2 separate regions of the Homo sapiens genome follow, and region 2 is linked to region 1. A link is a loop called in an ENCODE intact Hi-C map of the cell type or tissue named here. Cell type or tissue: IMR-90. All regions are shown on one strand. Links, peaks and the distances in the headings refer to the core of each region. The heading gives the core; the rest is flanking DNA.

Region 1 (15,989 bases), core at 5,343-7,842:
GTAAAGACCCTACCTCCAAATAGGGTCACATTCTGAGGTACTGGGGGGTAGGAATTCCATACATGGAATTTGGAGGAACACAATTCAATCCATAATAGAGCACCTCTACACTGACTGTAGAAGGACATGCTTGTGGACTCTCAAGGCCTCCTGGACAGGTGATTGTTTCCCTCCAATTTAATTTCTGTAAGTGCATATCTTTTTGCCCTCCCTCTAACCAATCCTGGCCCTGATGTCCACACCGCTAAGTCATGCTGGACAAAACCCTTAAACACTCTGGCTCCCCGCCTATTATCCGGCACTGCCAGAAGTAAGTGGACTTCAAAGACCCTTCCTGCTCCACATTATTGTTTTTCTACTTGCTTCATTACAAGCATCACTATGGGGGAAAATGGCATTAAAGGACCAAAGCATTGCAAATCCCAGGCGGGTTCTTTTTTTCCCATAAGCAACGAGCTAGAGGTCACAGGTGGAGAATGGTGGAAATCGGTGCCTGCAATTGGTTGGGGCCTATCAAGGAGACTAAGGAGAGTGACTGGGGGCTGAGGCAGTAGTCTAAAGGGTCAACTGGGGTTCCTTCCCAACAATGCACCATGTGGCATCGAAAGCAGGAGCATCTACAGGAGAGCAGGACAAGATGTGGAGGTGGGAGGAGGAAATGATGTGGGGGGCGGGGAAGGAGGCAGGGGGGCACATTGGACTGCTGAAAAACACCATTGTACTGAGGAATCAGCCAGTAATAAGTTTGTGATCTTGTTCTTTCTAGAATTGCTGTGTGACCTTGGGCAAAATCCTTAACCTCTCTGAACCTTATTTTCCCCCATTTAAAAATGGGATCATGATACCTGCCTCACAGGCTTGTTGAAAGATTAAACAAGTAAGGCACCACAACCTGGCACACCTATCCTATCCGAGGGAAGTGGATTCTCACTGTCAATTTCCTTTCTGGCTTCCTGGAAGAACTTTTAAAATATGACTCCATCCTGGCAGAAGTGTCCAGGCAGCGCCAGCAGAGAGACAGTGGAAGGACTGAGGTGGGAGGAAAGCGCTGCAGTTCTGCAGGTCCCAGGCTGCTGTCCATGGTCGTGATGGTCTTGGGGCTGCAGGAAGAAGAAACTGAATAAAGGTGGCCTGTTGGTTCAGCGAGGACTCAGGGGCCAAGATACGAGAGGCTCACTCAGGGGCCCTTTCCAGAGAGGTCAGGAACTGTGGACAATTAAGACCAAAGAGGCTGAGAAGAGCTCTCTGGTTTCTGGCAACAGACGTCGCCCAGACCTGGAGATTTCCCAAACCCCCAGGAGATGAGGCACTGAGCAAGCCCGACACCCGGCCCTGCCGACGCGAGGTGGCGCCGCACAGCCAGGAAGCCCGAGGCGGCGCCTCCGCGCACCGCTCCCAGAGCCCGGCAGTGGGAGGTTTTCCACCGGACCTCATCCCAGGCGGCAGGCTCTGCTCAGCCCCTGGCTTCTTGCTGCCTTCCTAGTCGCGTTTGCTGAGTAACACGCCACCTTTTATTTCTTCACACTCAACCCCCTGCAGAGATGTATAGGCACGTTGTGATGACCAGACTGTTTGTCTCCTCTGTTAGTTTTTCCTTAGTTAAAATGAGGTTTGAAGGACTGGTCAGGAGGAAACCGAAGGAACAAAATCATTCTAAACCTTGTGGCTGGCGCCCATGGGTGAGGTCTGAGTTCAATAATGAGCATTTACAAAGTGATCATGTAGAAAGAGAGGAGGAGGAGGAGGGCTAGCTAAAACAAAACAAAACAAACAAAAAAACCCCATAAGACAGTTTCTGGTGAAATTCAACACACTGCACCCAGTGACATGGAAATTCCACTGTTACGAAGGAGCGCTGACCGCCACAACGCATGCACAAGAACGCTCAAAGCAGCTTTATTCCTAATCGCCCCAAACTGGAAACAATCCGAATGTTTATAAATGGGAAAATGGACGGACGAACTGTGGTATATTCATACCATGGGATTGCTTTCAGCAAGTAAAAGGAATGAGCTGCTGGCCGGGCGCGGTGGTTCACGCCTGTAATCTCAGCACTTTGGGAGGCCCACGCAGGGGAATTACTTGAGGTCAGGAGTTCGAGACTAGCCGGGCCAACACGGCGAAACCCCGACTCTACTAAAGATACAAAAATTAGCTGTGCGTGGTGGCACGCACCTATAATCTCAGCCACTCGGGAGGCTGAGGCAGGAGAACGGCTTGAACACGGGAGGCGGAGGTTGCAGTGAGCCGAGATTGTGCCACTGCATTCCAGCCTGGGTGACAGAGTGAGACCCTGTCTAGAATAAATAAATAAATATGTAAAATCAAGGGAATGAGCTGCTGAAAAGAGCAACAGTGTGGCTTTTGGTTAAATGAAAGCCGCTGATACAAAAGACTACGCTATGCGCTGAATGATTCTGGTTCCGTTCAGATGAAGTTCTGGGACAGGCAAACTAAGAGTGACAGACAACAGCTCAGTGGTTGCCTCTGGGGTGCTGATTGCCTGGAAAGGGACACGGGGGAACTTTCTGGAGTAATGGAACTGTGTTCATTCTTAATTTGCATGGTGGCTGCACATGCGTGTGCAGATGTAAAAATTCATGGAGCTGTACGTTTAGATTGGCAAAACTAGTTGAGCTTCTACTGTTCCACGATGGTACAGGAGATTTCAAACCATTCTAACTTTCTGTTCTTATATCCTTTTGAAAGATTTCTCTTAGCAAGTTTTTTCTCTATTGTGAAGAATATGGCCTATTTCTGGCATCTGTCTCTCCTGTCCATTTTTTTGTTTTGTTTTGTTTGGAAAATGTAGCTAAAGACTTCATTAGCTTTATTAAATGCTTATGCTTCCAACTAATGAATTGTCCAAATCCTCATCATAAGACTTCAATTTCACTCATTAGAACCTTAATTGTCAAGCAGCGGAAATGATTCTTATTGTTTGTCCTAATTGCTATTAGGAAGGAGTACCAGAATTATTTGTAATTTATTAGTCACATAAAAATAATGAGGGATAAATAAAGTTATTTTCCCTGAAGTTATTTTCAAGGCACAGACGCAAGGAGGGGTGTGTTTAAGGAAAGCCATACCAGGCTTCTCTGGGAGGGAGGACAAGTCTGTCTCTGGGAATCTCTACTCGCCGTGCTAATCCTCAGAATCACTCCTTTTCTACCCTGTTCAAGCACTTGGGGTCTTGAAGAGTGATTCTGAGGATAAGCACAGCAAGTAGAGATTCCCAGATCCCTGGAGCCTGGAGGGATTGCTTACTGTTGCCCCCATCAGAACCCACTCTTGGAAAAGATCTTGTGCTGGTCAATTTCACCTCCTTCCCAATGGGACACAGACGTGTCACTTCTGTCACTTCTCCTTCCTGGCGTCAGGGAACCAAGCGCTGGAGAGATGGAGTTGCCGCATTCCACGACCAGGAGCCAGGAATCTGGAGGACATGATCAATGACTTCTGATTGGCAATGGTGTGCAAGGGGTACGCTGAACAAGGTATGTCCCTGGCTGAAGGGACATATGGGGCCAACCCCAAAGCCATAGACCCTAGAGTCTTTTCCTTCACCTAGAGGGAGAGCCTTTCCTTTTGCCTGTCACATACATTCAGAGGGACCATCTATTTGTAATTTGCACAATTCACCAGTGAGGTTGACAGTGGCCCTAAATTTATCTTCTAGAAGACCAAATTGCCATTATGATCAATGCACCTATTTTCACACCCAGTTATGAAGAATACAGACAGGATGTGGACCTCCCACAAAGAATTTACATGCTAGCCAAGGAGTGGAAAACAATGCCAGAAGCTAGACCTCCTTCCCCATCCTACCCTCTTCACTTAGCCCATTCCTGTTTGGTCTTTCCTCCCCTCTTTGATTCTCTCAGTTTGAGTTGAGTGTCGTGGCAGAGTACTCCAGGGCACCAGCACTCATATCAATTCTTATCATCGTTACAAATGGTGTCAGAGGTGTGGCGCAGTAGCTCACACATGTAATTCCAGCACTTTGGGAGGCCAAGGCAGGTGGATCGCTTGAGCCCAGGAGTTTGAGACCAGCCTGGGCAATGTGGCAAAACCCCATCTCTACAAAAAAACTACAAAAATTAGCTGGGCATGGTGGTGCGTGCTTGTTGTCCTAGCTACTTGGGAGGATTACCTGATCCCAAAGAGGTCAAGGCTGCAGTGAGCCATAATTGCACCATTGCACTCCAGCCTGGGTGGCAAAGTGAGACCCTATCTCAAAAAAAAAAATGGTGCCAGAATTTACACACACATTTATATTGTGTTTTATATATATATACACATATATATATAATCACAATGACTTACTAAGGTCATAGCCTATTTCCTTGTGTATATAATGAGGATAACAAAGGTCCCTACCTCCAAGGATTGCTGTAAAGATTACACAGAAAAATGCACTCTTTCATTTGTTTAATGCCCCTGTGATATTCTACTGATAGCGGAGGAACTGAGGCAGGACTTCCACAGGTGCACACTAATAACTGGGGAGCTCTAGAAAGAGAGGGAAGCACCCAGATGTCAGGCCAGTCACCAGCCTATCTTCTTTCCTATCTTGCTTCCCAATAATAGAACCTGTTTTAGTTGGGGTGGTATTGTTTCTAGGGCCATTTCCTGGCCTAGCTTGTAGCTAGGTACATCCACGAAACTAAGTTCTGACTAATGAGATATAAGCTGACATTATTGGAGAGGGTTATGAGAAATCTCTTTAAATGGTAGAAAAATGGCTGTGCAAACTCTTTTTGTCCCTCTCTTCTTCATTTTTCTGTCTGGATCATGGATGTAATGGCTGGAGCTCTGGTAGCTGTCTTGGACCATGAAGCAACCTTAAGGATGAAAGCAAAGTGATAAGAGTGCAGAGCAGCAACACAGAGGAAGACTGGTTTCCCAGTGAGCCTATGGAGTCCTCACACCAGCTCTGACGTGCTTTCCTCTAGATTGTGATATGTGAGAAAAACATCCTTTCATCACATTCTGTTTAGTCTCTGCTCTTAGTAGTCAAACACAATGTCTCACTGATATAGCAAACATGACCAAGATACCCTCAACTTTACACAGCTTACAATCTCATTTGTTGGAACTAACACAATATGAGAACTTTGGGATACTGGATTACAGGAGGCATATAGGAAACCTGGAAGATAAAGGAAAATTTCTCCAGAGAAGTCAAACCTCGGATTGGAATTAAGGATTGGTCAAAGTTAGCCCCATAGAGAAGAGAGAGAAGTGTGTTCCAAGAGAACAGCATGCAGAAGAGCCCAGAGGCAGCGGAGGAAGCACAGCCTGCTTATGTTAATAAATATGAATTTGATTACAAGAGTTATAGAGACTACCAAAGGCTTTTATGCAAAAAAAAAAGTGATAGTAAAAAAAATAAATAATATCCCAGGGCCAGACATGGTGGCTCACTCTTGTAATCCTAGCACTTTGTGAAACTGAGATGGAAGGATTGCTTAAAGCCAGGGGTTCAAAACCAGCCTGGGCAACATAGTGAGACCCTGACTCTACCAAAAAAAAAAAAAAAGTAAATTAGCCTGGTGTGATGGCACACACCTATAGTCCCAGCTACTTGAGAGGCTGAGGCAGGAGGAGCACTTGAGCCCAGGAGTTCAAGGCTGCAGTGAGCTACAATCACACTACTGCACTCCAGCCTGGGAAACAGAACAAGACCCTTCCATTTACCAAAAGATCCTTCTCACTTCTAAGCAGAGAAGGGACTAAAAAGGCAAGTCTGAAAGCAGGAGATAGGTGGAGGCTCATGCAGAAATCCAGATAAGATACCAATGCACCTAGAACTGGCAGGGTGCTGGCAGTGGGAGGAGAGATGGATGGATTTGAGTGATGCTTGACAAATAGAATTGGCAGGACATGGAAAGTAAGGGAATACAGTCAAGAGAGGGTCTCAGTGTGTGCTGGCTTGAACCAATTTCACAACAAGAGAATCAGCTCAGCCTGCCACATTGCACCCAACACCACTGCAGAAAAGTCTTGTTTTGTAGCAAGAGATTGGTTCTCTAGCCTCCCTTGTGGATATGTCCATGGGTCAGCCCCGGCCCAGCCATTCATTACTACTGAAAATATGTAAGAAAAACCTTTTTCATTTACAAAGTAACATTATATATAAGGTTAAAATGTGATGGGTATTAACTTGCAGAGAAATATTTCAAGGTTTCTTGTGAAGGTAAAAAGTGGTAGGTAGTTTTTTATACAGATAAGTGCATGACAATTAGCTTACAGAAAAATGATCCCAACTATTCTTAGAGTACAAATTCTGTGGTTCTTTTCCAGCAATGTCGTCAGTCTCAACTCTCAGAGATGATTTGGGGAAGGGTTCTGAGATTTAGTATATGAAAATGCGGGGCATCAAGAAGGAACATCCTAGGAATAAAGAGAAACCCACCTCACTTCAAAGAGAGCAGTCTCTCATTGAATTGCCCAGTGCAGTTCTGAGGACCAACATCAACAGGGTGGAAGTAACCATGCAAGTGCAGTGACAGTGGCTGCCATGAGAGGGCAGCCTAACACGGTTCCTGTAGGAATCGGGGCTGCTCAAGGCTGAGAGGTATAGATGGCCTAGGGCTTCAATATGACCAACACAATCCCACTTAGAGAATTCTCTCATTGTAGAAGTAGTGCAAAATATGGGGTTGAGGAACACATCCTTAAGAAAGGTGATTTCAATATAATAAGTAAGAGGAAAACTGGAAGCAATATGAATATCTAACACTAAAGAAATGGCCAAGGAAATTATGATATATGCAGAATAGCATGCTTTTTCCATCAAAAATTATAAGGAATGAAACAATAATGTTGCATTTTCAATGCAAGACACAATGTGCTAGATATGAACATGAAATGTATTTAAATATACAATTAAAAACTAAATTACTATGGGAAATATGGGCAGGAAAAGGTAAATGTTATAATAAGCCTTCATAATATTAAAAAAAAGACTTAGTCATCAAACAAGAAGTGCAAGTCAGGAAAGACGTATAAATTGGAAAGGAAAAAGTCAACCATCTAGAAAATTCTAAACTGTCTCTTAAGTAATTCTTGTTTTTTTTTTTTTTTTAAGGCAGAACAGCAAGAAAAAAATGTGTTTTTTCGATTCATGGCATTAAAACCTACATAATTAAATAAGAAAAAATTAATGAGTTAAACATCCAGTTCAAAATGTTAAGTAAAACAAAAATAAAATAAACTCACATAACACATGGAAGAGGATAATAAAGGAATGAAAGAAATATAAAACAGAAAAAAAGTAGAGCATTTTCAAGGAAAATACAAGGCACAAAACTGACCCCAGAAGAGGGAGAAAACATAAATAAAACAAGAAAAGTGAAAAAAATAAAATAAAAAAGAAATAGTAAATAGCAGTAGCATTCATGAACAGAGTTATTTCCCTACAATAGAAAATATTGTTATTTATTAAAAGGATAAAGGTCGTTAGAATGAGCTGATATTAAGGTAACTTTTCTCAAAAGGAAAATGCAAGGTTTAGCACAGCAGGTATGCTGTGACCTCCTTGTGCAATATTTATTTATTTATTTAGACAGAGTTTTTGCTCTGTTGCCCAGGCTGGAGTGCAATGGTGCGATCTCAGCTCACTGCAACATCTGCCTCCTGGGTTCAAGCGATTCTCCTTCCTCAGCCTCCCTAGTAGCTGGGATTACAGGTGCGCACCACCACACCTGGCTAATTTTTGTATTTTTAGTAGAGACGGGGTTTCACCATGTTGGCCGGGCTGGTCTGAAACTCTTGACCTCAGGTGATCCACCCACCTCTGCCTCCCAAAGTGCTAGGATTACAGGGATAAGCCACCACGCCTAGCCCCTTGTGTGATATTTAAAGACCCATGTAGACATATGGTATTAGATAAGTTTGTGATATTAAGGACCTATTGTAATCGGGGCAGCGTGGTGCACTAGGTAATACTGAGACTCAGGAGCCAGATTCTCTGGATTTGAATCCTGGCTTCACCACTTTCTAGCTGTGTGATTGTCAGCAGTGTCCTTAGCTTCTCTGTGCCTTAGCTTCTTCATCGGTGAAATGGTAACAACAATAGACCCTAATTCATAGAGCTATGGGAATTAAATGGGCTAATTATTACAAAGTACTTTAGAACAGTGTCTGATAGTAACATAATAAATGCCTACTAAATATTAGCTGTGGTGATCCCTCCTAAAAGCATTACTAGGAACTGTCCTTGGGAAATTGGGTGGAGGGTGCTTAGAGGCAAAATGAGCAAAGCCTCCATTTTTCTGTGTTCCTTTCTGAACTTCTTGCATTTCCTAGGCATCCACATTACTAAATAGGACTGTGTGGACACTGGAATCATGGGACACTTTGGTTTTCCTCTTCATCCTTTTCTATATTTATAATATATATATATAATACATATATACTTATCTTTATTCAAAAATAATTATATATAATATTTTTAAATGTTGTGTTTGTACTTAGCACAACTATGTAAAAATAGAAACAAATGGAAAATTATTAGAAGGAAAATCTTAAAAATTATAGGACTTTTGTTAGTATAAGAAAATACAGAATCTTATTTCCCCCTTCATTTTAAACAAGTATTTTATTTATTTATTTATTTATTTATTTATTTATTTATTTTTGAGACGGAGTCTCGCTGTGTCCCCCAGGCTGGAGTGCATTGGCACCATCTCGGCTCACTGCAAGCACTGCCTCCCGGGTTCACGCCATTCTCCTGCCTCAGCCTCCCGAGTAGCTGGGACTACAGGTGCCAACCACCCGGCCCGGCACATTTATTTTTAAATACACTAGCTTCAGATGATATATTTTTGTAAAATATTTCAATGTAAGGTAAAAATACTTTCTGGCCTTTTCCGTGCTTAGCCCCTCCAGGGAGGGCATCTTCTCTCTGCATTAACATAGACACATACATAGTTATAGAAATGTGTAATTGCGATGTTTTTAGCAATATAAATGCCATCACACTTCATGTATTGTTCTGCAACTTGCTTTTTTCAATTAAAAATATGTCTTGGAAAAAGGAATTTCTATGCCAATACACAAATATCTACCTATTTAATAGCTGCATAGATTTCTGTGATGTGTTTGTGGCAACAGTTTATGTAACTGTTTCACTATTGATGGGCATTTAGTTTGTTCCCAAATTTTACCTCTTGCCATCAGTATTGCAACACACATACTTCTGCACATCTATTTCTCTACAATTTTTTTCTATTTTGTATATTTTTATGACATATTGCTTTTATAACTTTCAAACTAATAAAAGTATGGATAAGAGGAACATTAGCTTGCTTTCCAAACCCAAGAATGTTCACTGTGATCTCTTATTTTTTGAGACAGTCTCACTCTGTCACCTAGGCTGGAGTGCAATGGCACAATCTCTGCTCACTGCAACCTCCACCTCCCAGGCTCAAGAGATTCTCCTGCCTCAGCCTCCCGAGTAGCTGGGATTACAGGCGCCTACCACCATGCCCAGCTAATTTTTGTACTTTTGGTAGAGACGGGGTTTCACCATGTTGACCAGGCTGGTCTCGAACTCCTGACCTCAGTTGATCAGCCGGCCTCAGCCTTCAAAGTGCTGGGATTACAGACATGAGCCACTGCACCCAGCCTAAGTATGATCCATTTCTTAAAGCATAACATAGCAGGGAGAATCAGAACATCTATAAGTGCACAGTAAAGCCAGACAAAACCCCACAAACAATAAAAAATGCATCATTTTCCTCAGGAGGTTGTAGGAAGTACAAACACGAATCTGCAGTTTAGCAAATGCATGGCCGTCACAGCATTAATTGTCCAGTGGGACGTTTAGGGATAAACTACTTTTAATGGAAACATCGTGAAGGACAATCACGTCTCTTGGCGCAAGTGCCAATGACAGGCTACTGGACTAGATGGATCAAGAGCCAGCCAGAGGTGATCCATCTTGTGTCCTTACGATCACCATTACCAACCAATGACAAGCCTTTACAAAGATCTTCCCATAACTTATTATCTTGTCTGTCTTCTAATAGGTTTACTGTTTCATGAGAAAAGACCCGCAAATCAATTAAGTAAAGCTGATTATTTTAGATAAGGAAAGTGAAATATCCTTTTTCTACTTCCCATTTTTCTTTCTCTGAATTTGCATGTAAGGCACAACAAGCTTATGTCGTTTATCACAGCCAAGCCCCAGTGCAGCAACAGAAATTGCTGGGAACAACAACAAAAAAATGTGACAGACCCTCTCGAGACCTCTCAAAGGGGGAAAATGTTCCTCAGTAAGCTCTCATGTCAGTAAAGCAGAGAGACGGCGAGGCTGAGCTTCGCCCTGTTAAATATCAGAGCAGAACGTGTTATTTTGTTTAATAGGACCACAACGTGATGCTCTTCTGAATAGACAGTTTGATTTAGGAGAAAAAAGAAAGAGAGAAAGCAATTTGGCCGGTCTTGCTCAAATCGACACACTCACTGAAGAAGAAAACAAAATAATGTATTCTGCTTAACCCCATGGTTGCAGGGTAAAAATCTCAATATGAATATTTGGGAAAGAAAAAAAATACAAGCACAGATTCAAAAAGAAAAGTTTATGAACTTTATATAAGACTATTTGGGAAAGCGTTAAGACCGAAAGGAAAGGGTCAAGTAAATTTCAAATCATTACTCCATTTGATCTGAGTTTTCGGGTGGCCTGGAAAAGAAACAATAATATTGCATTGCTCTGGCAGATTAATCTTAAAATCACATTTTAACATGTGACCTTTTATCAAAATCCCATGTGTTCCCACTGCTCACATCAGCAGGGTTTTAGTTTCTTTCTGCCTTCAAAGTCCTCCCTCTCTCCCTCCCTGGTACCTTCCCGCACAGTATAAATGGATCGCTCATTAGCGCCTTCCTTTTTTCCCATATTCTCATCTGATTTCTGTGCCTTCTCTTACCACATTTCTTTTGTTGATTTCATTCTGTGTGCCATTAAAACTTAAAGCAAAAGATGATGAGGAAGCGTGATGATTTATGAAACTCTTATTTGAAAAGCAGTTGCCAAATTAAAGCCTAATTTATGGTTTTATGTCACACTAAAGCAAGTGTCTTTCTGAAGTGTTAGTCTTTGTTCCTCCTGCACCAGAAGACCTTGTGATGAAGAGTTCCTGCCTGAACACAGCCGAATGGTCAAGTCCTTCCACAAGCACAAGCACTCAACATGCTGTTAGCCTTCGGAGGATGGCAGATTCAAAATCCAATCCAATCTCCTTTCCTTCTCCATTTACTACTACAGTGTCTGCAAAAATAAAAATCAACTCCCCTACCTCTGCTACAGATAGGAATTGCCATGTGACTCAGTTCTGACCCACGAGATATAAAGGAATCCTGCTGGTGGCTTCAGAACCCTATTCCTATCTGCCTGGAATGCAGAGAAAGTCTGGCTGAGCAGCCACCACCTTGTGACCAAGAGGGCAATGCCAAGACAATTTTGGAGATTTAGCCTAGGCATTGCGGAGCTGCTGAATCAATGTCTTCAGCTGCCTCCTAACCAAAGCTTCTTATGATGTAAGGGAAGCAAACTCCCCAGTAAAGTTACCTTAAGGCAGATTTCTGTTGCTCACAGGCAAATGCATCCCTAGACTAGATGATATGGGCTATAAAGATGACAGTCTAGATCCAAAGAGTTTATAACATCTTAAGAGAGACAGGTATCTAACTAATTAACTAAAACATCAAACAATATGAAAATCAATAAGTTGAGGTAAGCAAAGTTCCACGACATGGAAGCAAAAAGAGAATTTTTTTGTTACCACTGAGACATGGGAAGCCCTCACAGAAAAGATGGAGAAGACATTGGAGCCAAGATTTGCAAAATGAGATTTCTCCCAGCCAAGAAGGGCTGGAAACCCCACATTAAGGATACAGCAAGAAGAAATGAATGACGGCCAAAGACATCTGTGATTAGTGGACTGTGCTTAGTGAGAATAATGCAGTTGGTCTCATGCCTGATCTTGACGCGTTACAGAACAGCTTTCTCAGCCCTGCCTTCTCCTAAACCATTTCCCACTCCTGTCGTTTCTGTGCTCAGTATCAGTCTTCATCACGTATATCTTCACAACAAGAAACTAGGGACAAATTACTGGCTGCTACCCTGCAAAAAGAAAAAAAAGAAAACCACAGTTTCTAACAGTTGATAATATGAAAATCTAATGATTCCTTTTATACAGGTGGTTTTCAACCAAAAGTGATCTTCTTCCTGGGGACATTTGGCAATTTCTAAAGGCGTTTTGGATTTTCACAATTGCAGGGGATGCTGCTGAACATCCCAGAGTGCACATACGGTACAGCCAGCCCCCCACAACAAAGAAGTATCTGGTCGAAAGTGGCAATAGTGCTGAGCTTAAGAAACCCTGTTCTTTTATTATTTGATGTGGACCAGTGACTTCCTATGTGTGGCTTCATATCACCAGATAAGCTCATCACAGAAAAATGAGTAAACGCCAGCATTGCCTTAAGAAAAGACCAGTGAATCATCGTGCGATGTGCTATTATGTTTTCTTTTTAACACTGAGCAAAACTACATTGACTGAAGCAACATCATAATGTCATTTAATACTTTTAGATTCCCTTATACATGGAAATTCCTCTAACAGAATGCTTGGTAATAAACATTTGTTGACTAGATGAATGCAGAAACAAAGGCCCATCTCACAGGATTCAAAATATACTTCTTTTACAGTGAGTTTTTCTGGGAGGGTGGTAGAACAAGGGTCTAGCTTATTAGTTGTTCAGAATGTTAAGCCTTTGCATGCAACAAAAACAACAGCAAATCATTAAAACAGTTGTAAAAGCCATATTTACTATTTCATTCAAAAGATACTCCATGCCAAGAATAATAGTATGTTACAAAAGTAGTTTTCTTAGACAAACTTTTTTAAAAATCTATTGAACTACAATGGGATTCAGCCTTTGCTCAGAACTGTGTTCAGATCACAGATGGAATATTGAGAACTGTGCTAAATCACAGATGGTATATTTTTTCCTATATTTCACGAAACAGGCCCTTTCTACCTCTTTTTTTTCTTTTACATTTTGCTCTTGGTAATCATGTGGCTTGAAAAAAAGGCTAAACTAAAAAGAAACGTGGAAACATTTACTTTTAGTGCTGTTTATCATCTTACTCTTTAGTGGATGGATACATCACTGAATTTTCTGTGGTGTAATTTACTCAAAAAAAAAAAAAACTCAGAGTGTAATTCATTTTAGGTGAGCAATTTGTTTTATGAGCCGTGTATGATTATTTGGGGTTGTGCTGTTCTTTTATTGAGTGCAATAAAGACATTTCTTATCAATTGATTTGTTGTATCAGCAATGGGCTTCTTTCCAGATTGAAACATGGCAGCTTTTCTCAGGACATTATCCAGCATATAATTTCACCACAGATATGAATCTGGGTTCATTAGGGCCCACTTGCACTGCCTGTTATGACCTCATTTCTAGGATTCCTGCTTGATGCTGGCATTATCCTTCTCTGCGCGCAGTGCATAACATGGTTGTCAAATGGGTTCTTCCTCTTTGATGGTTCATCACATATACAAACTTTTAATTTTGCCAACTTTTATACCAACTGATAAAATCAGAAGTTCAAAAGTTCATTTCCAATTCCATATGACATAGAAACTTTAGGTATTATAAAGCTTACACCTCTTGTGAATAATTAATTGCAATGCAGGGCAGGAACTAGAGGTATTAGATTACTATTTTGATGGTGTCAATACACTACCAGGAAGTACTTCTTAATCCAGATGTGGATAAGCACATTTCAGTGGTACATGATGCAAGCCACCAACCTTCTATCAAGCCTGGGTATGATAAACACTGTCCTTTTGGGCGCCATTGACTTACCATGACTCTCAGACCACGGGACACCTTGCAAGACCTGTTATTAGCGCTCTCATGTCGACACATGATCACATTTATTTGCACCTTTCCAGACTGAGAAAATCATGCCTTGAGAACAAAATTATGCTGATGCATATCTCACACAAGTACGTATCACAATGTCCTGGGGAACACCCCTTTGCACTTCAGTAATGTCACGCATGAAGCAGAACATAAGTGATATACACCCATAGAAAGCAGAGCCAAGAAATTGAACAGCTGTGCAAACGGGCTTGAGAACGTAAAATCAGGAAGCTATGTCTTTAGAAAAGTATTTTTTAATCCCCAAATATCACATCTGGTTGCATTAAGTTGTCATTATGACATAGTATTTAAGATGATTTAATGGGTTATTGCAGAATAAGAATCTTGGAGTTTATTTAACTACTGTGCATTAACAGAATGTAGCTATTTAAATGACATTCTGACAAAGCAGATGAAAAGCTGTTCTTGATGGTGAATGACTTTATTATATACTTTTTTACTGTATTCAGTATAAATATAGATATTCAAACATAAGCAGAATATATTGAAATACAAGAGTGGAAGTGGGGCTTTGTGATAGACATTCAAATCAAGCAGTGCATACCAAAATGTAGGCAACTATTCACCCTAGATTTATGAGATGCATTGGCCATGTGCACGAACATGGGGGTGTCACAATACAAATGTATCACTCCTTGACTGTCCCTTCTTTGCCAGTCCCCTGACTGGACATCTGCAAACGAACAGGCCAGTCCTCAAATAGATGCCTGGGTATCTCGGATCTGGAAGCCTCCTGACCTGTTCTCGCTCATGTCCTCACCATCTTCCACCTTCCCCTGTTGACCTGAACCTCTTGCCACTTCTTGTCAGATATATACATCATTTTTTATAGAAAACTGAGGTTCTATGTAGTTAGAACAATTTCAAATAACTTATTAGGGCCTAAACTAAAATCTGGCTTCCCAGTTTCCCAATGTGTCGCTCTATCACATCATCCCATCCTTGCTGCCACTTACGGGACATCAACATTGCACGTTTTTCCAACCTGGCAAAGCATACAAAAGTCTTTCTAATGCCTCTCTATCCCTAAAGTGAATGCGTTTTGCTTTAGCATCCTCTGAATCTGCTAAGAATTTCTAACGAGGAGGGTTAAATAAATAAAGCATTATGGTGAACAGCAAACTTCCAGCAGATTGCAATGGCTGTATAACAGTGTCCCAAACAAATAGAAGTTCAGTCAGGGGCTAGAACAGAGATCTGCTCAATAATATTTTCAAGGACATAAGCTCCTCCAGCTCACTGTTTCATCATTCTTATGGCAGGTCCATGTTCCAGGCAGCAGAATTCAGGAAAAGAACTAGAGGAAGAACAGCAAACAGCTTACACCAATTGCCTCCTAAAAATGGTTTGCAGAAATTGCCACACAACACTACAGTTTACATCCCACTGGCAAAAACTTATACTTTGTGGCTATATCCAGCCAAAAAAAAAAAAAAAAGACCAAAAAGTTTAGTTTTATTGTGAGGAACCATGTATCCAGGCAAAATTTCACCATTATGAAAGAAGAAGAGAACAATGTGGTTGCTGATGGTGACATGTGCATTTGCCCAGGGACATTAAACCATTTACAAGACTTTTTTTAACGCACTGTTTCTTTCATCAGTCCAAGACTCTAGAACTAAAGTAGCATATAGGTTTTAAAGCCAACACTGATTAATTGGCAATGACTGCTTGAGAAAGCCATTTGAGACAAAGTGTGGTCTCAGGGACAAAGATCTCAACAATCTATTAGTGATGTCTGTAATGGATACAGGAAAAGAGAGTGGGGGTGAAGATGCTTTCTTTTATATTTCTATTCTCACACTGTCATTTGACATTGACTTTCAAATTAAAGTAATGGTTCTACAAGTCCAGCAGCATAATAATAATGAATGCTGCTAACACACCTATGACACATTACCCAAAACAATCTATGCATGCAGGCACTAATTCCATCCTGACAGCTCTATCATGAGATAATAAAGTATTTTTATAAGCCCCAATTTGGAGATGAAGAGGTTAAGTTTTGAGCAGAGCAA
Region 2 (15,989 bases), core at 5,896-8,395, 180 kb after region 1:
CTCTGAAGTTTTGAGGCTCACTGTCACCCATCCATTTCATGATGGTGGCAGCTTTGGGTCATTGATTTTGACAGTTGTATCATATCCCACTGAGTAAATATACCCAGCTTTTATTCATCTATTTTCCGATGGTTGGACATCTACATTATTCTCATTCTGGCTACTACACCAAGGCAGCTAAAGACATTCTGTTGTACATGCTTTTTTAGTACTCAGCGGCAGGAATTTCTCCTGGGTATATAATCAGTGGGTTCATAGGACTTACTTACATTTAAGTTTATAAGATAGGCTCTTTGAAGTGCTTGTATCAGCTTACACTCATGCCAGCAGTGTAAGTTCTTTCTGTTTTTATATTTCTGAGTACTTGATCTTATCAAATTTCTTAATTTTTATAAATTGAAGAGTATTTAAAAAGTATCATATGATGTCTTAATTTTCATTTTCTTGAAAATTAGTATTTTTTTTTTTTTTTTTTTTTTTGAGACGGAGTCTCGCTCCGTCCCCCAGGATGGACTGCAGTGGCGCAATCTCGGCTCACTGCAAGCTCCGCCTCCCGGGTTCACGCCATTCTCCTGCCTCAGCCTCCCGAGTAGCTGGGACTACAGGTGCCAGCCACTACGCCCGGCTAATTTTTTTGTATTTTTAGTAGAGACGGGGTTTCACCGTGTTAGCCAGGATAGTCTCGATCTCGTGACCTCGTGATCCACCCGCCTCGGCCTCCCAAAGTGCTGGGATTACAGGCGTGAGCCACCGCGCCCGGCCCGAAAATTAGTATTTTCAATTAAAGGCAGCCAAGAAATTTCTAAGAAATGTAGTCAAGAAAATAAACTCAACCCATACTATTGAGTTTTTCCTCTTTTTTACTATTTATGTTTCCACCTATGAGAAATTTCCTCTTTTTTACTATTTATGTTTCCACCTATGAGAAATGTCTATTTGTATCTTTTTTCCTCTTCCATTAGGTTGTTTTTCTGAATTTATAATGGTTCTTTATACACGCTGGATACTAATCCTTTTCCAGCTGTACATGTTACATCTACATGTTTTAGATTTGTCTCTTCCTATTTTATAGTGTCTTCCAAAGAATTTTCTTTTTTTTTTTTTTTTTGAGATGGAGTCTCACTCTGTCACCCAGTGTGGAGTGCAGTGGTGCGATCTCAGTTCACTGCAAACTCCACCTCCCAGGTTCAAGTGATTCTCCTGTCTCAGCCTCCAGAGTAGCTGGGATTACAGGCACCTGCCACCACACCTGGCTAATTTTTGTATTTTTAGTAGAGACAGGGTTTCACCATGTTGGTCAGGCTAGTCTCAAACTCCTGACCTCAAGTGATCCACCTGCCTCAGCCTCCCAAAGTGCTGGGATTACAGGTGTGAGCCACGCACCCAGCCTAAAGAATATCTTAATAATTAAAAAAGTAATCCATATTCAAGGTGAAGAACTCTCAATATCATAAAAATGTCAAGTCTACCAAAAGCAGTCTATAGCTTCAGTCAACTTCCAGTCAAAATCCCAACTGGTTTTTAAGGTAAGTTACCTTGTAATTCACCTTCCTGTTTGAGTCAATAATTATTTTGTGCAAAAATCAACATGGAATGGAATAAGCAGCCTTTCCTACACCTGGAATAGTGGAGCAGGCCTGAGTCACATGGAAGCAGGTTTGAGTCTGAGTCCTATGTTCACCAGCTCTGCACTTGAGCAGAGTACTTCTCAAAGTGTCTATTTTCCTGTTTTTATTGGAGATAAGAATAACTAATGATAGCATCGCTAAGCGAGATAACATATACAAACTCTTCTAGAGTCATGGTACATAGTAGGTGCTCAGTAACGTGCAGACTGCCTTCTTCCCCATGCTTCCCTTTGTCTCACCATCCTCCCTTGAAGCATAGGGCTATATGGGCTTCCTGAGCCCAGCAGCCCAGCCCCCGTTAGAAAAGAGAGGCTCCCAGAGACCCTGCCCTTGGCTGGACACCCTGAAGTTCTCATGGGGGACTGAGCTGCAGATGCCTGCAGGGACTGGGTACCTGGGCATGGAGGAGGCAAATAGTCAGGGCCCACAGGCCCAGGTCATCCTACCCCCATCCACAGCCATGGAGACTGATTTAATAGTAATATTAAACATAATGAATAATAATAAATAATGCTATTTATTGTAAAACCACTTAGCAAAGTCGAAGTAGACCCTAAGATTAGTGTCACTTTCATTATTGTTATTTTTACATGTCAGTTGCTTTACATGGATTATCTCATTTAATTCTCGTAACGACCCTATGAGATCAGTCTTACAATTTTTTTTTCTTGGCTTTTGACAGCCCAAGATGCAGAGGCTCAGATGGGACAAACAGGTTCCTTGTGCAGGGTCATGTGGGTACCAAGTGTTGGAGGCAGGATGAGAAGCAAGCAATCCACTTCCACTGAGGCCCCACCTCCCACTGTTGTTAGCTCAGTGCCAATAGCTGCCTTTTACTCCACGTCATGGACAGTCTAGCCCATGGTACGCCGCTAACTGGCCTCTCCATCTTGACCAAACCTCCACAAGGCCTCAGGTTTGCAGGGTCCTGTAGACACAAAGTCTGCACCTCCTATTCAGACCTGAGCCTTTCCCTGCAGTGTGGACACTCCGCAGAGCACCTGGTAGGAACAGGCCCCTTTCCCTTTTCCTAGGCAGAGTGCCCTATGACTCTTCTGCCCACAAGCCCAGTCCTGTAGTCCCACAGTTTTCACGACCCCATCCAAGGCGCACAGAACCCATCCACAGCTGAACCTAAGCAGAGTAGACTTTTGCCAGGTGTGCACCTGGCCAATACACTGCCTATCTTGTGGCATGGTACTGTGGGTCAGCAAGGGGCATGTAACCCACAGACTGGAGAGAATAATGACTAACCAAAACAGGTGTATATAAAGAATTCAGTGCAACATTTTACAGTAAACCTTCAATGTTTGGCTTCACTGTAAATGCCATTGTTGCTTCTAGACATCTGCACCTATATTTGCTCCGTGTATTAACTCACAATGACTTCTGATGAGACTTTAATTGCTTACAGTCATGCAAAGGCAGAGTGTACTAGTGCACCTTGCCATGGGCCTCAGCTCTGTCATTCACTGCCACCTTCAGACAGTCATTCCCCTTCCTGGCTTTGCTATCTGTAAAAATGACTAATCAGTGATCACCAAGGGCCCTTCCTTGTAAAACATATCTCCTTCCATTAGCTTTCCAATTATGCATCCAGTTCAACCAATTAACAAATATTGATTGATGTTCCACGACCTGCCAAAAGTGAAAATGCTTTTCATCTCTATCTAGAACATGATTTAAATCTGTTTTTGTATCATGCAGAATGGAAAATACGAAGCACTAAGATCAAAGTTAAGAGCCATAAGGCCTTGACTGTCTCTTCCTTTCCCCTGGAATGTGATACCAGGCAATACCTGGCCCTTTCCTGAGCAGATGAAACTTACACTTCCGGGCATCTCACTTGCACTCACATAGGCACCTTGCATGGCCCAGGGAGGGGCTTCAGCAGTATATGCACATGGTCATATGTTTTTGTCCTATTTTCAAAAGTAAGACATTTTAGCTGCAATCAGTGAAGGCTGTGTCTCTTCCCACTGCTGACGCCCCCCTCCAATCAGGCCTTCCATCATGTTAAGTGGAAGGGGAGTGAGACTCCCCATGAGAACTTTTGGGGTCTAGCTAAGGACAAATTGAGTTGGGGGCACATTGACTTGAGTAGAATATGTGCATGTGGTTCACAGTAACTTCCTTGGAGAGCTAAGTTATTGCTGTCCTGGTGTAGGAATGACGTCCAGGGATACTTCTACTACCCTCCAAGCAGACTCACTGAGAGCCATGACACCAAGATAGATCATGTCCTGATATGGTCATGTGCTACTACTGTCCACACCACCAGTAGCATGTGATTAGAGAAAAAAATAGATACAGAAGCTGGTCTGAAATATCCTTCCAAATCTCACAACTCATATATGACATATGAAAGAAAATTGATGGAGGAAATTTAAAATTTGGCAACAATTCTAAATATTTACCTGACATGAAAGTGCTTTTTATCTGTATAGCAGGTTGAGAAGCTAAAAGAAACATCTCAAACTATGAATAACACCAAAAAATGTTTAATTAACCACAACAGAGTAGACTCCATTATCTTGAGTCTCTCTATAAAAAGCAATATCAAAAACACTGCTATCAAAGACGATGCAGGCAAAAGATCAAAAAAAAATGACAGAGTATTCCAGGCAGATAATTAATTTAAAATATCATATTATTTTGTGATGTTCGTAGTTTTGTCAACTTAAAAATTGTGTAGCTTGTGATTTTTCTTTTCTACATATCCTCTTGCATACCTAATTTTATTAATTCACAAATTGCATTACTATTCTGAAAGAGGATCCTCCAACTGCAGAACATCAAAGCTCCCCCACCACCAGGACCTGCCCCCTAACTGCACCTGAACTTGAGAATCTTCAGTTTTTCTGAGTGGCCTGGGGTCTCAGAGTGGACATCATTCACAGGGCAGTCAAGGGGATGGCAAAGGGATGGCCACCAGGCAGCCAATCCTAGGAGACATGGGCAAGCCAAGCATGGCAGCAGGCCTGATCCGACCCACTTCTATTGTCTTCATGAAACTAGATGCTGGGGAGACACCTGATCACTGCTCTCTTGCCTCATTTGGGGCAAATAAGCACGACACCACACACACACACACACACACACACACACACACACACACACGGCAAGCCAGCAGGGCCCATCCAAAGGCCTCAGGCAGGAGCTCTGCAGGCACTTTCTGTCCTCCTCTTCTGGAGCCTTACAGCCCACCTTTGACAAGAGATTCAGACACCTTGAATTCCTGTGCTTACCAACGGCCAGGCCAAGGAGAGTCCAGGAATGCCACCTGCTTCCCATGAGAAAGGAATTTCTCACATGACACAGGGAAAGAGTATGCCCCCCAACTCCCGGAATTGGGAGGATGACATGAGACAGGAGGGATGGGAGCAGTGTTTCTAGAATGCTGTGTGTAGGTGCTTATAGAGTCCACATGAAAGATAGAAACAAAGTCCAGACCCTGCACTTGATCTTCGTTTAACCAGTACAATTTATCTTTTCATCTGAGCAAGCTCCAGTTCTGCCAAGTAGTCGCCACTCTATATCCCTGACTCTGGGCCACTGTAGAGTATTCTTGTTACCGGCCAGGACTCAAACTATTTAAACTTGCAAATAGGCTACTTGAGTCTGCAAGGACTTGGGGTGATGCAGCCAGAGAGGACACGAACACGTTACCTCCACTACACTCTCAGACTCTCAGACCATTTGCTTTGGTTCTCAGGAGCTTCTGCCCAGCCCGACTCCCCTTTTGGCCCTATGGAAGTTGAACTTGAGGCTCCAGAGGCAGGCTACACAAGGAGCTCCTTGCTGGCATGCCTCCAAACGGTATCCACCAGCGCCTGCTCCGATTCACGCCAAGGTGACATGCACACATTTGAGCTGGTGAGGTACTTAAGAGGCAGGACTTCTGGTTCATTAAGCAGCGCCCTCCAGGACTACATACCTGATAGGAAGGATAAACAACTCAGTTAGTAAAGACTGTCCGTCATCTCCAGCTTGCCAGGGAAACAACTATCAAGAGCTTTCTTCTGATGAAATATCAATTTCTGTGCATCACTATGCAGCAGTGACTTCCTCCGCCCACCCTCACCCCCCGGCATCCATCAATCTTCCTTACAAAAATGATTACAGATAAATGGACAGTGAAAATCACAACTGCCCCGGGCATCTCTAACTCCCTGTTGCAGTTTTCACGTGCAGCATGCAGTGTGAGTTTTGCCCTCAGAGGGGCTCTGTGTGCAGGCTGCTCTTGCCTTTCCCAGTGGGAAACGAGTGGAGCCTGCCTCTGTTATTCGCTAAATCTTTCCAACATGCAACATAGCCTCACCTTAGAGAATGCTGGACAACTCAATGTCAAAAATAGCCTGTTTCATTGCCAATACGCAAGGCCAACCCTAGGCAACAAGAATGAAGATTAATGCCAAATCTCAATTCCTGGTTCCTCACATCCTCCTTGATTTTTAAAAAAGTGAGGGAAAAAAAAAAAAATCTGAGGTGGACAAGAAGCCTATTTGGCCTCCTGCTGAAAAGATATTAGTTTAATACACATTTTATTAAACATTATTTTCATACATGCATTCTGCACCTAGCATGTACGAGGCCATATACTGAGCATTTTGCACACGTTACCTTTTGTAATCCTTGCAATAACCCTTGAATTAAGTAGTGAGCTAAAAAGAAAGAGGCAGAATGGGCCAGAAATCCAACTTTCTCGGATTCTGATTCTGTGCTGTGTCTTGGTGCATAATTTTAAGAATCATGGGTATCTCCCTTCAAGAGCCTTCCCTACTTCCACCACTTCGGAAGTACATCCTGGAAGGGACCAGGTAGAGGCAGAGCCAGCGGCCAGCTGCTGGGAGGAGAAGTAGAGAGGGCTACTTAGTACTCCTCTTCACCTCTCGGGCAGAGATGATAAAAAGGAAAATTAAAAGGATAAAGGCTTAGATATTCCCAGGCTAAGAAAGGAGAAGAAAACCCAAAGTATATTAATATTAACCAAAAGGTATAAAAATATATCCCTGGCCGGGCACAGTGGCTCACACCTGTAATCCCAGCACTTTGGGAGGCTGAGGTGGGTGGATCACCTGAAGTCAGGAGTTCAAGACCAGCCTCATCAACATGCAGAAACCCCATCTCTACTAAAAATAAAAATTAGTTGGGCTTGGCAGCGCACGCCTATAATCCCAGCTACTCGAGAGGCCGAGACAGGAGAATCACTTGAACCTGGGAAGCAGACATTGCAGTGAGCCGAGATCACGCCATTGCACTCCAGCCTGGGCAACAAGAGCGAAACTCCATCTCAAAAAAAAAAAAAAAAAAAAAAAATATATATATATATATATATATATGTATATATATACATACACACACACACACATATATACATATATATGTATACATATATGTGCGTGTGTGTGTATATATATATCCCTAAATCTGGGATGCTTGGCTCAAATCTGCCCTACAAAATTGACCCAAGTTCCCAAGTTGACATTGTATCTCTTGAGAAAGGGGTCTATTCAGTGTTTAGAACTGTAATATATACACACAAATACAAAAAGTACAGAAGATAATATAATACACACCATGCATTCCCCCTCCAAAAATGAGAAGTATTGTTTCCACCTCTAAAAATCACAGGTTTACTAACTTCTTCTAAGAATCTAGACAAAGAGGCCTTCTAAGAAATGTTTTCGATGGTGCCACCTGGTGGATTCATCCTAAAAGTGCTATCTGCTCTTGCTCACAATTAAACTGACTTAAGAGGACAAATTCTCATACATAATGAGATATTTGACCCACTAATTTTTTCCCCCAGCTTTCCTTTATTTTCTCTCTAGGCATCCTCAGCCTCCCTTCCATTCCACTACAATCAACTGATCCTTGGAGTTCCCATTTCATTTCATAGCCTTTCTGCTGCATTAGAGCAATTTTACAGCAAGATTTACAACAATGTCAGGAATAAAGAAAACTGTTGTAAAATAGCCATGGACAACATTACAAACTGGCAATAAAATCGACCATAATGCACAGCTGGTATTTATGTAAGCCACCTGTTCCATTTTTAGCTACTCCTGATCCCTGCTTTTATCCCATTCACTGTGCTTTGAAATACCTTTTACTTGTCTCCTTCTCCTCTAAAGGTCTTCAGAACTGATAAGTTCCAGAATTTGCTGAGCCCTCATATTGGGGTACCCTTGCTCATCTATGAGCCCAAAGGCCCAACATGGCTGAACTTTGCTTCCCAGTCTTTGAACTCTGCCAAAACCTGGATATTGAACAGAAGAAAAGTTTCAGCAAAACCCTCATGCAACTGCAAGATACATTTAAATATAAATACATATACTCATCTAAAAAAATTAAACAGTCAAGGAACTATGTACTGTTCACCCACTATGGAGAAAATACTAGAGCCATAATTTGTAGGACTGGTTCCCATTGAATGAGCAGCATCTAAGTATGAGCTTAAAATTTTACACATTATCTCTAATTCATGCAGCAACTCTTCAAGGTTGCTTGAATCAATTACTCACTACCTCTGTGACTTCAGTAAATAATTCTATCAATCTCAGTTTAGAAGTTGGCCTATCAGGGCCAGGCGCAGTGGCTCACGCCTGTAATCTTAGCAATTTGAGAGGCTTAAGTGGGCAGATCACTTGAGGTCAGGAGTTTGAAACCAGCCTGGTCAACAAGGTGAAACTCCATCTCTACTAAAAATACAAAAAAAAAAAAATAATTAGCCAGGCGTGGTGGTGCGTGCCTGTAGTCCCAGCTAGTCAGGAAGCTGAGGCAGGAGAACTGCTTGAACCCAGGAGGTGGAGGTTGCAGTGAGCCAAGATAGCGCCACTGCACTACAGCCTGGGTAGCTCGGTTGAAGAAGAGGAAGAGGAGGAAGAAGGAGAGGAAGAGGAAGAGGAGCAGAAGAAGAAGTAGAAGGAGAGGGAGAGGAAAAGGGAGGAGGAGGAAGAGGGAAAGGGGAGGGGAAGGGAAGGGGAGGAAGAGGAGGAGGAAGAGGAGGAGGAGGAAGAAGGCGGCGGCCTATCAACTGTGTGGAATTGTAGTGAAAATTTAGAGTAGCTGTTTTAACAGGTAAGATTCACCAAATGTTTATTCTGTACTAAGCATCCTTATAGGAACTCTCCACATATTAACTCATTTTATATAGTCACAACCAACCTATGAGATGAGTACTATTAATATGCCCAGTTCATAAAAGAAAGCTGATACACAGACAAGTAACTTGCCAAAGGCCACAAACCCGTAAGTAGCAAAGCCAGGATGTGAACCCCCCCAAAAATCATATTCCAGAGCACTCTGTTCTTCATACAGAGAGATATGACTATTATTTAGATCATTAATTTTTTAAAAATCAAGGAGTGAAGTCAGCATAAATGATGGAAATAAAGACTAACAAAACTTCTGTTCTCCACAGAAACAAGGAGAAAGTTGGCAAAGATTATTAGAATCAACTTTTCCAGAACTCTAGAAATTGACCTCTAGAAATTGACCAAAGACTTGTAGCAACTCAAGAAGCATGTATTTAAGAAAACCAGCCAATTCTCAATAAGAACAGTAAGCTTTGTGGCATTTTACCTTGATTCACTCTCATGCCTCACTTTCCTTTCCTGCAGTGGCCTTGAAAAATGACACCCCACATTCCTGGAGCGGTACTGGAGCCACCAGAGTGAGCAGAATGAAGCTGTTTTTAAAGCCTCATTCCCAAAGATTTGTCCTTTCGGAACTGTCTCGTCAGACCTGTCTGGTAATACTCTGGAAGACTCCACATGCAAGATTGTCTGTATTTGACCTGACTTGGAGATTTACTGGTTTCTGGTATTTACAGAAATCTCTGTCCTATCCTTACTCAACAACCAAGCTAACCAAATAGAGACTTCAGTTGCCACAAGTAACAAAGAGTACAGACTTTGTAGAATTAGTTCAAAAAAATTATTAAATATACAAAACAGCTAAAAAATTGCAGCACCAACAATATACTCTGGGGAGGGAGATAATGATTTTAAGAGGTGTCACAATGTATTATTTTAAGTAGTCATCAACAGAAATTACAAGGCATGTAAAGAAACAAAGTATGGCTCTATAATAGGAAATTAAGCAACTAATAGAAACGGTTCCGAGAAAGTACAGACTTTAGTCTTACTAGAAAATACTTTAAAATTGGTTATTTTAAATGTGCTCCAAGAGCTAACAGAATGTGTGTCTAAACAACTGCAGTAAATTATGAAAACAATGTCTCACCAAATGCAAATATTCACAAAGGGATCGAAATTACATATTTTTGAAAAATTTATAGAAATTCTGGAGTTAAAAAGTACAACTAAAATGAAAATTTCACTATAGGAGCTGAGCACAAAATTTGAAGAAGCAGAAGAGAGTATAGCAAACTTGAAGATAGGTCAATTGATATTATCTAGTTTGAAGAACAAGAAGAAAGAAAATGAACACAGCTTTGGAGGCCTTTGGGACATCAGCAACAAAGCAAGATGTAGATTAGAAGAACTTCAGAAAGAAGGGAGACAGAGAAAGGGATAGAAAGAATATTTGAAGAAATAACGAATCAAAACTTCCCAAACTTGATGGAAAACATCAATCTACATATCTAAGAAGCTCAACAAACTGCAAGTAGAGTAAACTCAAAGAGATACACAGTCAGACACATCATAATCAAACTGTTGAGAGAATCTTGAAAGCACGAGAGAGAGACAAGTCATGTTCAAGGATCCTCAGTAAGCTGATTTCTCACCATAAACCACGGAGGCCAGAAGATACTGGATGACATATTCAAAGAGCTGACCAATGTCAACAAAGAATTCTATGTCCAGCAATATTATCCTTCAAAAATAAAGAAAAAATTGGGACGCGGGGGCCCAGAGCTTTCGGGCAGGCCCAGCCATTGAAACCCGAGACGCGGGGAGGAGCTGTCGCTGCGCTCCGGGAGGAACGAGGGCGGCCCTGGGCCTGGCCAGAGCGGCTCCCCTTACCTGTGACTCAACAGGCGGCCTCAGCCTCCATCCTCGGGCTAGGCTGGCGCCGCGCCCCGCCCCGGAGGCTGTCCCTGTGCCCCTGGCGTCCTCCTCCCTCTCCCATTCCTCCCCAGGGGCTGCCCCCATTCCCCGCTCCCCGGCCCCTTCCCCTCCCCCAGGGTCACCACCCAAGTCTTCCCAGCTACCAACCCCTGGCTCCCCAGAGAGTTTGCAAAGATTGTGGGCTCCACCTTCCCTCCTGATTCGCCACCCGCAGGAGAATTTACTATTTCTCTTTCATTTGTGGGGAGAAGACACCGTTAACGCCCCCACCCCCCGCTCACACGCCCACCCTCGCCGGTGCCCCGGGCCTGAACGCGGCACATCTCAACCCCCTCCCACGCCCCTTCACACTTCTATTATTTCTGTTTCTTTGGACAAGAATCATTTGCGTTAATGATTTTTTTTTGAAAACGTTCAAGTTTCACTCCAGTAAGCTTCCTAGAAGGAAGGAGGAGGTGAGGGAGGAGAGAGAAGGAAGAGGAGGAGGAGGAGGCTTTGGCTGCAGCTGCGGCGAAGGCGGTTTTGGCGACTTTGGCGGCGAAAATTTAGACAGTTGAAAAATAGGCCAAAGCACACTGAACCTGCAGGACATCCCGTAATCTTTTCTGCCCATTTCAAAGTCTTTCCCTGTCCTCACCCAACTATTACAGGCCGCTTTTGCTGAAACCTGACAATGTCATTTAGTAAATGTTCAGCTAGTATTCATTTGAAATAGAAATAACCAACAGCAGGTAATTTCTTCTTGGCCTGTTTCTGCGTGTTATCCAAGGGGAGGTGGAATACAGTGGTGGTTTTAAAATGCCAGCAGCCTAGGAACCCAAAGGCCTCAGCAGCCTGGCACCTCCCCACCCCCCTGCGGCTCTTAGGGGCCGAAAGATTGAGGGTCGTGATCAACTCAGTATACCACTGGAGGCCACGTGAGTAAGCAGCAAACTGTTTCTCATGAGAGCAGGGTGTTGGCAAACTGACAACCTGTGTCTGCCGCCCAGAAGGACTGCTGAGGGCAGTCACCACCCAGGTGCAAGTGTTTAGGATTAGACACAACTGAAGCCTGTTAGTAATGAGAACTTGTGATAATCAAACAGCTGACCAGTCTTAGGGCCTCCTCCCTGCTCATTCTCCCAATGAATGCGAAGGGCTGTGGAAGCTCGGGGGGCTGCCTTCGCTCACTAGAAGCAGGGAGCTCCCTTCTTCCCGGTTTCCCCTTCCTTTAAAACAGATTTTTTTAATCATTTCTACGTTTGTCCTTTCGTTCAGTCCTGTAATGACGGTCTCAAGTAGTAACAATAACTGTCGTAGTGACGGTCTCAAGTAGTAACAGTAATAACTGTCATAGTGACGGTCTCAAGTAGTAATTGTGGCAGTCAGCCACAGACACACAGGACTAAAGGTTCATTAATGTCTGCTGTAAAAATGTAGAATATATTTCTTCAAGGTCTGAAGAAGTATACATTTTTTGATGTACGTTTTTGTCACATTTTTTAAAGTTCTCTTGTTTTTAAAAAATAACATGTATAGGGCCGGGCGCAGTGGCTCACGCCTGTAATCCCAGCACTTTGGGAGGCGCAGGCGGATGGACCACCAGGTCAGGAGATAGAGACCATCCTGGCTAACACGGTGAAACCCCGTCTCTACTAAAAATACAAAAAAAATTAGCCGAGCACCGTGGCGGGTGCCTGTAGTCCCAGCTACTCCGGAGGCTGAGGCAGGAGAAGGGTGTGAACCCGGAAGGCGGAGCTTGCAGTGAGCCAAGATCGCGCCACTGCGCTCCAGCCTGGGCGACAGAGCGAGACTCCGTCTCAAAACAAATTACATGTATAGTGAACAGTTCCTTTAAAATACGTGTGTGTGTGTGTATACAGCATATATAAAGAATAATGAACTGAAAAGTTCCCTGCTTCTCATTCAACTATTTCCAAAGTCAGTATTAGTCAAATACCTTCTTTCCTTTTAGTTTGAGTTTTGTGTCTCACATGAGTAACTTTAAACTACTCCAAAACTAGAAAATAATTCTTCTAAATTTACCTCCAGTACTTTTACTGTCTTGATTTTCAGATTTGAATTTTAATCCAATCATAATTCACTGACCTATATGGCATAAGGAATGGATCTAGCTATATCTCATGGTTCCCACACCATTAAATGGTATATTCTTTCTGCTACTAATTTGAATTATCTCTTTAACTATATATTAAATTCTCATACACATTCTAGCTATTTGATTGACAGTTTTCCTATTTCTACAACAATATTGCACTATTTTAATTACCCTAGCTTTTAACATATATTTGGATATCTGGGAAGGCAAGCCAGTTGCATCTAGTCTTTTAACATTGGTTTGCATTAACATTTTTAAAGTTTTGAACCTTCCCATTACAGAACATGGCATCCTTTCATTTATTCGGGTCTTCTATGTTTTTTTTCCTAAAGTTCCAGGTTTTTTTTCTTTTTTTTTTTTTTTTTGGAGACGGACTTTCGCTCTTGTTGCCTAGGCTGAAGTGCAAAGGTACAATCTCCGCTCATTGTAACCTCCGACTCCTGGGTTCAAGCCATTCTCCTGCCTCAGCCTCCCAAATAGCTAGGATTACAGGCACGAATCACCACGCCCGGCTAATTTTTGTATTTTTAGTAGAGAACAGGGTTTCACCACGTTGGCCAGGCTTGTCTGGAACTCCTGACCTCAGGTGATCCACCTGCCTCGGCCTCCCAAAGTGCTGGGATTACTAGCGTGAGCCACCGCACCCCGCCAGTTCCACAGTTTTCCACAAAGGCATCTCATACATTTCTTGCCATGTTTATTCCTAGAGATTTCTGATATTTGCAGGGCATTGTGGATGGGCTCTTTTCCCCAATTACATTAGAATTAGTTATTGCTGATATATAAGAAAACTCTTAGGCCCCGAGAGGTGGCTCCCACCTGTAATCTCAACACTTTGGGAGGCCAAGGCAGGAAGCTCACTTGAGGCCAAGAGTTCAAGACCAGCCGGGGGAGGAGCCAAGATGGCCGAATAGGAACAGCTCTGGTCTACAGCTCCCAGCGTGAGCAACGCAGAAGACGGGTGATTTCTGCATTTCCATCTGAGGTACCGGGTTCATCTCACTAGGGAGTCCAGACAGTGGGCGCAGGCCAGTGGGTACGTGCACTGTGCGCCAGCCGACTCAGGGCGAGGCATTGCCTCACTCGGGAAGTAAAAGGGGTCAGGGAGTTCCCTTTCCTAGTCAAAGAAAGGGATGACGGACAGCACCTGGAAAATCGGGTCACTACCACCCGAATACTGTGCTTTTCCACGGGCTTAAAACACGGCGCACCAGTAGATTATAACCCGCACCTGGCTCGGAGGGTCCTACGCCCACGGAGTCTCGCTAATTGCTAGCACAGCAGTCTGAGATCAAACTGCAAGGCGGCAGCGAGGCTGGGGGAGGGGCGCCCGCCATTGCCCAGGCTTGCTTAGGTAAACAAAGCAGCCGGGAAGCTCGAACTGGGTGGAGCCCACCACAGCTCCAGGAGGCCTGCCTGCCTCTGTAGGCTCCACCTCTGGGGGCAGGGCACAGACAAACAAAAAGACAGCAGTAACCTCTGCAGACTTAAATGTCCCTGTCTGACAGCTTTGAAGAGAGCAGTGGTTCTCCCAGCACGCAGCTGGAGATCTGAGAACGGGCAGACTGCCTCCTCAAGTGGGTCCCTGACCCCTGACCCCCGAGCAGCCTAACTGGGAGGCACCCCCAAGTAGGGGCAGACTGACACCTCACATGACCCCGTACTCTAACAGACCTGCAGCTGAGGGTCCTGTCTGTTAGTTTTCCTTCTAACAAACAGAAAGGACATCTACACCAAAAACCCATCTGTACATCACCATCATCAAAGACCAAAAGTAGATAAAACCACAAAGATGGGGGAAAAAACAGAACAGAAAAACTGGAAACTCTAAAAAGCAGAGCACCTCTCCTCCTCCAAAGGAACGCAGTTCCTCACCAGCAACGGAACAAAGCTGGACGGAGAATGACTTTGACGAGCTGAAAGAAGAAGGCTTCAGATGATCAAATTACTCCGAGCTACAGGAGGACATTCAAACCAAAGACAAAGAAGTTGAAAACTTTGAAAAAAATTTAGAAGAATGTATAACTAGAATAACCAATACAGAGAAGTGCTTAAAGGAGCTGATAGAGCTGAAAACCAAGGCCCGAGAACTACGTGAAGAATGCAGAAGCCTCAGGAGCCGATGCCATCAACTGGAAGAAAGGGTATCAGTGATGGAAGATGAAATGAATGAAATGAAGCGAGAAGGGAAGTTTAGAGAAAAAAGAAAAAGAAACGAGCAAAGCCTCCAAGAAATATGGGACTATGTGAAAAGACCAAATCTACGTCTGATTGGTGTACCTGAAAGTGATGAGGAGAATGGAACCAAGTTGGAAAACACTCTGCAGGATATTATCCAGGAGAACTTCCCCAATCTAGCAAGGCAGGCCAACACTCAAATTCAGGAAATACAGAGAAATCCACAAAGATACTCCCTGAGAAGAGCAACTCCAAGACACATAATTGTCAGATTCACCAAAGTTGAAATGAAGGAAAAAATGTTAAGGGCAGCCAGAGAGAAAGGTCAGGTTACCCTCAAAGGGAAGCCTATCAGACTAACAGCTGATCTCTCGGCAGAAACTCTAAAAGCCGGAAGAGAGGGGGGCCAATATTCAACATTCTTAAAGAAAAGAATTTTCAACCCAGAATTTCGTATCCAGCCAAACTAAGCTTCGTAAGTGAAGGAGAAATAAAATACTTTACAGACAAGCAAATGCTGAGAGATTTTGTCACCACCAGGCCTGCCCTAAAAGAGCTCCTGAAGGAAGCACTAAACATGGAAAGGAACGACTGGTACCAGCCGCTGCAAAATCATGCCAAAATGTAAAGACCATCGAGACTAGGAAGAAACTGCATCAACTAACGAGCAAAATAACCAGCTATCATCATAATGATATGATCAAATTCACACATAACAATATTAACTTTAAATGTAAATGGACTAAATGCTCCAATTAAAAGACACAGACTGGCAAATTGGATAAAGAGTCAAGACCCATCAGTGTACTGTATTCAGGAAACCCATCCCATGTGCAGAGACACACAAAGGCTCAAAATAACAGGATGGAGGAAGATCTACCAAGCCAATGGAAAACAAAAAAAGGCAGGGGTTGCAATCCTAGTCTCTGATAAAACAGACTTTAAACCAACAAAGATCAAAAGAGACAAAGAAGGCCATTACATAATGGTAAAGGGATCAATTCAACAAGAAGAGCTAACTATCCTAAATATATATGCACCCAATAC

Evidence for each region. A loop is a pair of places that touch in the nucleus more often than their neighbours do. Peaks named below come from ENCODE experiments on the same cell type or tissue, not always from the same donor. Only the 100,000 strongest peaks of a DNase experiment are listed, where the experiment ranks them.
Region 2: a loop joins it to region 1, with 12 times the contacts of the local background. A loop is called at or near these places in 100 of 110 quality-filtered maps.

What each region holds. Positions count from the first base shown.
Region 1 is chr15:97,902,964-97,918,952 of GRCh38, forward strand. No RefSeq gene overlaps it. Among named protein-coding and RNA genes, the nearest start is that of LINC00923, 37 kb to the left of the region's middle. In IMR-90, for the core only: a CTCF peak has its summit at 6,534 (motif pointing right); no DNase peak of the experiment used is centred there.
Region 2 is chr15:98,077,885-98,093,873 of GRCh38, forward strand. It overlaps LINC01582 (long intergenic non-protein coding RNA 1582), which reads right to left and starts at 10,869. Exons shown (of 4, transcript NR_120325.1): 1 at 10,814-10,869; 2 at 7,738-7,890; 3 at 5,950-6,016; 4 at 5,095-5,565. RefSeq lists an enhancer at 13,932-14,493. In IMR-90, for the core only: a CTCF peak has its summit at 7,342 (motif pointing left); a DNase peak (open chromatin) is centred at 7,327.